2 separate regions of the Mus musculus genome follow, and region 2 is linked to region 1. A link is a loop called in an ENCODE intact Hi-C map of the cell type or tissue named here. Cell type or tissue: left cerebral cortex. All regions are shown on one strand. Links, peaks and the distances in the headings refer to the core of each region. The heading gives the core; the rest is flanking DNA.

The links. Peaks named below come from ENCODE experiments on the same cell type or tissue, not always from the same donor. Only the 100,000 strongest peaks of a DNase experiment are listed, where the experiment ranks them.
Region 2: it touches region 1 in a loop (4-fold over the local background); 3 of 42 quality-filtered maps call a loop at or near these places.

The regions. Positions count from the first base shown.
Region 1 is chr4:63,512,934-63,518,313 of GRCm38, reverse strand. No RefSeq gene overlaps it. Among named protein-coding and RNA genes, the nearest start is that of Whrn, 20 kb to the right of the region's middle. In left cerebral cortex, for the core only: a CTCF peak has its summit at 2,394; DNase peaks (open chromatin) are centred at 2,225 and 4,355.
Region 2 is chr4:63,788,135-63,793,514 of GRCm38, reverse strand. No RefSeq gene overlaps it. Among named protein-coding and RNA genes, the nearest start is that of Tnfsf15, 46 kb to the right of the region's middle. In left cerebral cortex, for the core only: no CTCF peak of the experiment used is centred there; DNase peaks (open chromatin) are centred at 2,283 and 2,514.

The sequences.
Region 1 (5,380 bases), core at 150-5,149:
CCTTTGAGATCTTTAACAGCTATGATTTCTGTGCCCCGGAGACCTAATTGATATTCTCATCTAGCTAATTAGCATTTGCAGCAAACATATTTCACTCCAGATTTATTAAGCTCCTTAAATTAGTACATCAAGGGTATCCTGAAGAGCAAGGCTGAGCTGAAGTCCTGAGTCCAGAGATTGCTCTATAGATCAGCTGGAGGGATGCAAGGCAGAAAAGGAAGAGCTGGCCCCAGCCCTATCTCAGCCAAAGGATTCAGGGAACCATGCTCTTAGAAGAAAGGGACTATGTAGAGATACACAGTTGAAAACATATGCAGTTGAGAAGAAGGAAATAGCAACCTCGGGTTCTTAAATCTCTTCATTGATTCCTCCTGCTTTCAGATAAACTTGCTTGGGTTGATGTGGTTTGTTTCAGATTCCACGCTGACAATCCTTTGTCTTCTGGGCCTCTGACAGGACCTTCTTGGAGGTCTAGGGCAGAGCCGAAAGTTCAAGTCTTAGCTTCTTCTCCTGATGCTGTAATAAAATAGTCTGATGAAGGCTGCTGAAGGGAAGAGTTTTACTCTGGCTTACAGTTCGAGGGTGGAGTCATCTCACAGAGACAGGGATGCAGCAGGCATTTGAAGCACCTGGTCCCATTGCATCCACAAGGGCGGTGTATACTAGTGTTCAACTCACTGTCTTCATTTTATAAAGTCTAAGATTCCCCCACTCAGGGAATGAGTCCAGTCACAGTTGGGAGAGGTCTCCTCCACTCCACCCCTTTTGAATAACCACTCATCCCAACTAGTGCTGCCCATACATGCACAGATAGAGGCATCACCTGGAGCATGGGAAATCTACTAGGGGCCATGTTCTTGAAGAAGAATGATTTTTTTCCATCCCCAGGCAGTTATCCACTACCAATAGCCCCTCAGGAGGGGCAGGGCCTGGAGATGATTTCCCTTATCTCTGAGGGGTGTTGGCTGGGCTGATCTTGTCTAGGTCTTGTGTTGGTAACCACAGCTGCTCTGAGTTCATGAGTGAAAGAGACCCCATCCATTCAGAGGTGGCATTTCACAGCCTTCCTCCTATCCTCCAGCTCTTACTTCCTCCTTTCAAATGTTTCCTGAAAGAAGGGAGAGGTGTTGAGGGATTGAGGAAAGAGGGCAGCAGAAGGGGGGGATGGGGGATTTACATTATTGTATTTTGTTGTATATATGTATGAAGGCTTTAAGATGATTAATAGATGTGTCTGTCAATCTCTTACTGACGTGCCCAGAGGCCTGGGCCATGGATGATTCTAGATTCTGTCAACTTGACAACTCTAACCAACACATTGGGTCACCAAGTGTCACCTTAACAAGTGGAATGTGCTTCCCCAGTGTTAGACAAGGCCTGCAGCTCAGCCTCAAGACCTCTCTGCCTGCTGCTTCTGTCAACACACAGAACCACTTCCCTGAGGTCCATCTCTACTCAGACAGGTAGTGTAGTCCTGCATCTCAGCACCCTGTTGATGCCTCCAGACAGTCTCATTATGCATCTGCTTTTTCTTGTTTAAGAAAAGCAGTTTTGTGGTCACGGAGAACTAAAATTGCTATGCTCAGATGAACAGCAAAAACTGAATGCTCTGGTTTCTCATAAAAGGACCTGCAGTTCATCATCACACTGAAATTTGCTCTTCTTCATCTCTGAAATCAAGATAACCAAAACCAGAATTCTCCCAAATACCTATGTTCTTAAAAGAACAAAGTCTGTTCCTGATGGGTGTGCTAGGCTTAGTGGCATAAGAAAAAACCCAAAACAAAACCCTAACTTAACTGGGAGCGTTTCTGCAGTTGGACCTAGGGTTATGACTTAGGCCTGCATTAATTCTTTTATTTCAGACTTAATAAGAAAAGGTCTAAGATAATCAATTCTCCAAGAGCTTAGTTCAACAGGGCTATAACACAATGATGTCTATCACTGGAATACAGGTAACATGCTTCTGGCTAGGAAGTAGCATCTCACAGTAGTTAACATTTAGGACTTCTAAGGCTAACAACCTAGCTTTGCTTGCTGGTTTTGACCTTGAAGAGCTACACGTCCTTGTTTGTGTTCCCTGAGCCTGGATCTCCTCATTGGTAAAGTGAGAAAGGAAAGCAGAGATCTGGAAGACACTCAGACATGCCTCTGAGTTGACACGTCAGGGTTGGCTGCTTCTTCACTTTAAGGAGGAGGTGATCGAAGATGATCTTCAGGAAAGCTGAGTGGGTAGAAAAGCACTTGGTGGCTGCACGGGCCAGAACAAGGGTGGCTTTTGGGAACCTGGAGTGCCTTGTTTTCGTCTCTTCATATCAAACTTCAAGACAATTGAAAAGTACTCAAATCCATCCATCCCTCTGGAGACTTGAGCAGCCTCCGTGTGGCCCACACAGAGCTCTGCAGGCAAATGGAGCAAGGAGCTTTCCTGATCTGTGACAATCACAGCCACCCTTCCTGACATGCTCAGCTTTCACACTCATGGACAGCTTGTCCTAAGTGCTGTAGCTACAAACTCTCCCTCATTCCAAGGACTGAAGACAGACCTCAGGGGCATCTTGGTGCCTGCCTTCTCTCCTCTATCCTACATATCCCATTCCTCTTTTCTGATGTCAGTTCTCTGTGCTGGGCACTGGTGGCCTGTTTTCCTTTCCTTTTCTTTTTGTTGTTATTTTGAGTCAGGGTCTCAAAACCTGTAGCACAGGTTGGCCTTGAACTCCATATGCAGGCAAGTACAGTCTTGAACTTCTGATCTTCCTGATGTCACTTTCCAAGTCCCAGCTTACACTGTGCACCACCCAGGCTTCACTGCGATCTCTCAGGTGGCAGTGACAGTGATCCCATGGCCTTCTGTTTCTTCCCTGCCTGTGTGAGAATGGCTAGATTCTACTCATGGATTCGCTCTGCTAAAAGCTTACCACGGTTCCCTACATTAACCTTACATCCAGTCTCTCCCTTTTTTCATAGAATCCAAACCTTGCAAAATCACACATCTCTCTTCCCTGACAGCTTTGTGACCAGATTCAGATCAGTGGGAAGAGGCAGAAGCCGTGGACAGGGCTTCTTGAGAAGCTGTGGTTTCCTGACGATGACAAAACAGATTCAACTGACATAAAGCACCATTTGTAACTGACCCCTCTTTCTGCCTGATGCATAGATCTGTACCTACAGGAAGGAACGGCATCCTGACAACCAGAACACAGAAAGTCCTTCATGGGGTAGATGGAGCAGGAAGCTGGCAGGTGCCCCTGATGACTTCCTGGGACAGTCACTGCAACCCAGGACCACCAGCTCCAGATTTCTTGTTAAGTGAAGAAAAGAAATCTTAATTGGATGCAGTAACCACACCCTTATTTCTACCAGTGAGGTCAGACTTCACTCTCAAGGCATAGACTCTCCCATCTCCCACAGAGCAACTCACATACCTCAGCAGGCACACAAATCCCTGGAGCATCTGACATACACCCAGAGCCTTCATCCTACCAACACAACCCCTCCTAAGTGATCCTGCAGTAGGTGCTGTGCTTGACGGTGTGTAAAGCTCCCAAGGAGAGCACAAACGTTCCACAGAGGATAAAGAGATGAACTCTGAGCTCTGCAAACCACATTTAGACAATAATTACAGTGAATATTCTTGACTCAGAAGGGATTTTCTAAGTGGCCACCACATCACCTTCAGCCTCGTCACTGGCCACTCCCACCACCTGATTTGCCTTGGCCTTCCTGCCTTTCTGAGTAACTGTTTCTGTGTTTAGAAGTCCCTTGCTGGACTAGAGAGATGGCTCAGCAGTTAAGAGTACCGACTGCTCTTCAGAAGGTCCTGAATTCAAATCCCAGCAACTACATAGTGGCTCACAACCATCCATAATGAGATCTGATGCCCTTTTCTGGTGTGTCTGAAGAGAGCTACAGTGTACTTAAATATAATAATAAATAAATCTTAAGAAAAAAAAAGAAAGAAAGAAAGCAATCCCTTGCCCTTTGCTGTACCTGGGTCCTGCCAGCTTCAGCTCAAGTATCACCTTACCTAGGAAGTCTTCCAGACTTGTCAATCACTGAGGAGCCCTTGCAAGGCTCTTGAAGACGAGGACGAGGACATGTGTATATGCTCATATTTGTATGCCCCCTGCTCATTTTGATATAAACCAGGTGGGAAAGGTAGGCAGCGGTCTTTAGGGGAACTTTAAGTTTTAATTGGTCTCATTTCAGTTCTCTTTTAATTATAACTCCTGGACTCTGCAATCTGTAGCCAGATTTAAATGTCTGCCCCAGAAGATTGTTATTTTTAGTGGGCTGTTTTCTGCTTTTTGCTTCTCATTTACATTCCAGGGATAAGAGTCAACTCTGGGCCTAAGAGAAGCCACTAGAGGGGCCCCAGCTGGAACCAGGATCGTCTCATTGAGTCGTTTAATGTGCTGCCCTGGCGCTCTAGGAAGAAAACATTCACTAGATCGTGCAGTCATTCAATTATTCACTCCCTCACTCTAGACTGACAAGAGCCTCACTGTTTCATGTAAAAGAAACAGAGCTCAGGGGGAAAGAGATGGGATAAGTCAGAGGAAAGGGAGTTGCTGGTTTGTGTAGCTGGAAAATCGAAGGTCAACTGGTGTCCTGCACCTGGGGCTTACTCTCTATCCTCAGTGACTCTCCTCTTCTTCCCTTCTTTTTGTTTTCTTCCCCATCCCACACCCTCTTCCTCTTTCTCTTCTTCTCTTTCTTCCTTCCTTCCTTTCTTTCTTTCTTTCTTTCTTTCTTTCTTTCTTCCTTTGTTTCTAGTCCTCCCTCCCTTCCTTCCTCCCTTCCTTCCTTCCTTCCTTCCTTCCTTCCTTCCTTTCTTTCTTTCTTTCTTCCTTTCTTCCTTTCTTTCTCTCTTTCTTTCTTCCTTTGTTTCTATTCCTTCCTTCCTTCCTCCCTCCCTCCCTCCCTCCCTCCCTCCCTTCCTTCCTTCCTTCCTTCCTTCCTTTCCTCCCTGCATCCCATCTTTGGCCAGGCTCTCCTTATGGCATGTAAAAGAGTATCCAGTAGCTTTAAATAAAACTTCTAGGAGCTTAGCAAACCAGGGAAGAGTTGATGTCTACTAATCATATCAGCTAGAAAGACCAAGGGAGGACTCTCATCTGCCTTATGCTTCATGTCCTTTAGTCAACACCAGTTTTAGTGGCCAGAAGTCAGATTTACTGTGCCTGGAGCATATGCTGTGGGCGGAGAGCATAAGGGTTCAATTAAGTGTAGACCAACCTATGTAAGAAACATGTGTCCCTTACTAAAGAGAATCCTGCTCCTAGAAGATGGAGGGAAGTGACTATCTTAGCTTCGTGCTGCTAAGATAAAATGCCCTGTCAATTGCAATGTAAGGGAGAGAGGCTTTATTTTGGCTTAT
Region 2 (5,380 bases), core at 253-5,252, 280 kb before region 1:
TTCCATAGGCCAGTTTTACCCTGTCAGGCCCCTGCCACACCCCACCTCTTGCGCACAGGAAGCAGTGATCTCACTTCCAGAAGCCTGCCCACCTCTCCACACCCAGGCTGACCTTGCCAGCCACTCAGCTGGACTTGTTCATTCAGTCTCAGTCTGTCCCTTCGCCTTTGAGCTCACACCAGACCCAAATGACCTTTTCCTATCCGTATGCACAGTATGTTCCTTCCTTGAATTCTGATCTTGAGACCTGTAGGGAGCATTGCTTGAATTGGATTCCCCTTGATTTGCTTAGAAGAGACCACAAGGGCACCTCAGTTTCCCTTGTTGTCAAATGCCTGGGTGACATGCTAAGATTCAGTAGACGTAGAAAACAGCAACTCAAGGAAGAACAGTAAGAGTGGATTCTGAGATCAGGCTCCACGAAGGCAGGTGTTCTTATGCACCATTTTGTTTCCAGCGCTCACAGAGAACCTACAACATGATAGAGTTTACAAGTACACTTGAGTGAAATTTTTAATCAAATGAATCAACATGGCAAAATGCATTTCAAGTTTAAATATTTAAGCACACATAGAGAAGTGAATTACAGTTTCAGAAACCAATATAAAATGGAGGTATAACTCCACAGAAGACAAACATTATGTGGGTTCTAGGTTCAAACTCTGAAGCCATAAAAAATAAATAAGAATTTAAAATGCAAAAGTGGGGGAACATGGAAAGAGTTAGACAGGAGGGGTAGAGAACAGCTTAGTAGTGAACTGGGGTCCCTAAGATGAGGTCCCCAGACCACACTTTGAAATCTGTTGATCCCATTTTTCCCAGTACAGGTTCTAGGCATAATCAGAGAAGTTCATCAAAAAATTCATTTCTCTGCTCTGAATAAGTTCTCTACTTTATCTCACTAGGATAAATACCCACACATGAAGATGTCATAGCAAAGAAATGGGAACAGATACTCTCAGCGTATTACAAAATACAGACCTTCAAATTCACGACTTATTTCTCTTTGCGAAACAGAATACTCATCATAGAAGCACAGTTCCTTTTAACTTTAATGTCCTATTTTCTATTGGAATGAGCTACCCAGATCAAAATGTGTTCTACCCAGACAATAGGATAACTGAAACCAGGCAGGGTGTTAGGCTCCTGTAGTTCTAGTATGAGGGAGGCTGAAACATGAGGATGAAATGTTGAGGCCAGCCTGGTTACATAGCAAGCTGCAGTCTCAAAACACAGAAAAAGAAAATAATAACCTTTAACTATCTTTTAGAGGCATTCTGAAAATTAAATACATTAATGCAAGTTGAGCACTTAGAACACTTCAACAAACGGCAAATAGATATTGTATACCACTTAAAGCACATTTAAAACAATTAAAAAGTAAATTTCTATCTTACCTCAATCCCTATAATTCAGTATGTTTTATAGGGATTTATTTGTACTTGTAATTTTAGACCTGACTTAAGACAGACTTACTATAAAAGGATGAATTAATTGAGGCATCATTACAAAGTTGCTAGTTACAAATCCAAAATGAAGCTTGAAAATCCATACTTCAAACAAGCTATGAAAATATCTCCATCCTCTTTAAGCTCCTGTGCATATAGTGTTAATTAGCCTTGCTCTAGCAACTTCTAAGTGGCAATTAAATTTAAGTTGACCTCTGGGTTAATGGCAACCTCGAAGAATTGTTAATGCTAAATGCTTACTGAGCACTGACAGATTTGGCAAGTGTGTGTGGAAATCCTCTGTGTGTAAACCTTGGGAAGAACAAAGTCAGAAAGATGTAAGTTCCTCGTCCAACTAATAGTGTTGAGCTCAAGTGAGGAATGAGGATACAGGCAGGATACTACAGATGACCAAATGATGGTAAAATCAGTTATGAAAAAGACAAAGGAAGGTCATTCTAGCTTTATGCAACTAGGAAGATTTTACCTACTTGGAAACTTTGAGAGGGAGGGTTAAAAGATGCACATGATCAAAGCAAGAAGACATGGGAAGAGGGAAATCACACTGGAAAAAGGTGGGGTTTTACCACGACAGTCTGGCATAATGAGAGCATAAGGCAACAGTGGAAAGGACTAGAAATGAATGAAGTGAGTTTACGTGCAATGTTTCATCTAGACTTCACTTACAAATCAAAACACGCCTTGGCAATAATTGAACTAAAGCTGTATCATCCATAGTTGAGTATTGTGGTAACATGAACATCATCCATTCACTCTGTGCAGGAAGAACAGAAGGAAGGCACTGGCAGGGAAGAAACCAATAAAGAGGCCATGGAAATGGTCCAAAGGGAGAGGCAGTTCATTGAGGATTCATAATTGATACAGGAAAGAAGGATGTGGTTTTCCTAGTAAAAAGAACCCAATAGATTGGGTGACAACTAGAAATCTGAGAGCATTATGTGCTGGACCAAGGCCATGTGAGTTATATAAAATCTAAATATATTTAACATAAAGAATGAAAGACAAAAATGGAAAGGAGAACAGGTTTGGGACTTTCCTGGGGCAGCTGCCTGCTAAATGCTACCCAGCTCTCCCCTAAGACTTTGGCTCCCACATTCAAGTTCACATATGGCACCAGCAGAGCACCATGAGACTGCAGAGTCACAATCCTCACCTCTGGGTTCCAAGATGGGCCACACATCAAAGCCTCGAAGACACAAGTCCTAAAAGACAAAGAGCCTTCACCCAAGGTTATTGAGGCCCCTAACCTAATAGACTTAGGAGAACACCCTCCATTGCTGTGTCCTAGGTATAGCAATAAAGGAAATGTCCTGGAAGAGTTGGCTAGGAGTGGCCCTGAGGGGTCCTGTCCTGTACAACACTTATTTGTTAAAATAATATTTGTTAAACCAATCAGTTAAAAATCGTAGGTTCCGCTGTTCTTTCTTGTGACACATCTTCCCTCAGCACTGGCATCTTTTCTCATTTTATTTGTCTATAATTAATCCTCTTGGAGTCTGCAATTAGACAGAAAATTCTCCCTGCTTTCTCTCCACATCTAACATGTAAATGTTAGCTAGCTACTCAGTAAAAGAGCGAAAGAAAGAGAGAAAGAGAGAAAGAGAGAAAGAGAGAAAGAGAGAAAGAGAGAAAGAAAGAAAGAAAGAAAGAAAGAAAGAAAGAAAGAAAGAAAGAAAGAAAGAAAGAAAGAAAGAAAGAAAGAAAGAAAGAAGGGCGGGAGGGAGGAAGGGAGGGAGGGAGGGAGGGAGGGAGGGAGGGAGGAAGGAAGGAAGGAAGGAAGGAAGGAAGGAAGGAAGGAAGGAAGGAAGGAAGGGAGAGAATCATATATCATTGTGTAAACTCAAAATAAACCCCATGCCATTAAAAATGTAGGTGTAAAATAAAGCATAAAGCAGTAAGAAACATATAAATGAATATTCATAACACCTTACAGTAGTTAAATGCTTTCTAACTATGGTGATGAATGTAGAAGCAAAAGGAAAGATAAATGGGTTCAGCTATAAAACTGTTTCCCACTTCTGCAGTAGATAATTGGAGACTGGGCCTGGAGTGGGCTGAGTTGTTGGTCATTGTCTGTACCTTTTATATGTTAGAGGATTACCTTTTCAGGTAACTCTGAAACATAGATATCCGTAGTCAAGACGTAAGGAATAAGTGAATGATAAATTAAAAAGAAAATGTATTTGCAACATCAATCAACATCAATTACAAGATACATGTTATTCCATCTATTTCGTTCTGTCTCTTAATGTGTATGAGTACCATGTATACATGTGTACAATTACATATACACATGTGTGTGCCTATGTGTCAAGGCCAGAAGACAAACCTCGGTGACCTTTGGCATTCTTCAGGAACCACTAAACTTAAGTTTTGAGGTAGAGTCTCTCATTGGCCTGGAGTCCTCTGAGTTATCTAAGTTGCATAGCCAATGAGCCCCAGGACTTGGCCTGCCTCTGCCCACTAGTTTGGGATTATAAGTATGTGTCACCATGCCAGGCTTTTTTACATGGTTTCTGGGTATTTAACTCAGGTCCTCATACTTGCACAGCAAGCACTTTAAATTTAAAGCAACTAAGTTATCACCCAGCCCATTGTGTTTCATATGTGAGAAAAAAATAAATAAATGTTTATAATATCATGGAGGATGTTGTTCAAAAGTGAGCCGACGGATCAAGTCAACCCCGTTCCTTCTTGACAACTCAGTGTCTTAACTCATGATGCCTCTTTGCCTTAGAGTCTCTACAAAATGAAAATCACCTTTTTTCAGGAAGCAATGCTGAAAAAAGATGTCTTATATCTGCAGGAAACAAGGAATCTTATTTCAAGAGTTAGAGTTATTCACAGTGTTATACAAAATAGTTTAGCAAACAACAGGCCCAATAAGTCCTAGTATTATCAATAATGGCTGCTAAGCAAGAAGACATACTAACTAATTGAAAACTGGGAAGGTAATGAGTCATTCACAAGAGTGAACCAGAAACTCAATTAACCAGATTGACTGGTAGGATGAGTGTCTAGGTCACCATCCTCAAAGAGGTGCACCATAAAATAGGATTCCCTCTCCACTCATTCATTACCAAATATTAAAAATGATAGCAGCCCAAGATGTTATCAAGAAGCCGTTTTGATGAGAGTTTTGATGGTATGAACTTCTTTGGCAAAAAAGAAGCCTGCGCTAAGAGTATTGAAAATCCAATGCGTGCCTTTATGCCCATTACAGATGGTCTCCAATTGATTGTGGATTGACTTAATGCCATAATTGACCCTGCAATTAGGCATTTCCTAGAAACTATACAGTTGGCTACCTATGTCCATGGGTTCTACAAGAGCATATTCAAGAATCAACAGATCAAAAATATCTGGGAAAAAAAATGAGTCTGCCCTGAATCTGGGCAGGCTATCTTGCAGAGCACTTACACTGCATTAAGTATTGTAAGCAACCAAGAGACTCTTTAAATTTTATAAGTTTCAGAGGTTGTATTGCAAATTTCATGCTATCTTATATAAGGGACTTAAGAAAGCACTTATTTTTGAACTGAATATTTATGGGGGATGGACATGAGTACTGTTATATTCTCTTGCGATACTGCAGAGCGACAGCAGAGTCAGCTGTGCAATCCCAGGAGCAAAGCACCTATGTTCTCAAGGTGTGGAGGTGATAAACCATGCGATGGTAAGGAAGGGCTGTTAAGAGCACTTTTCAGCTTAGATTTTTTTTTTTAATGTATGATAGGTGTTTTGCATCTCACCTCACCATAAACCCAGACACATCTGTCTTTTATTTCTAGGAATATATTCTAAAGGTAAGGGGAAGAGGGTAAATGCAGAAATATATAGCTGCAAAATATTCATTATGACATAAGCTATAACAGGGGAAGAAAAATTAGAAGTCATTGAGTAGCCAGGAT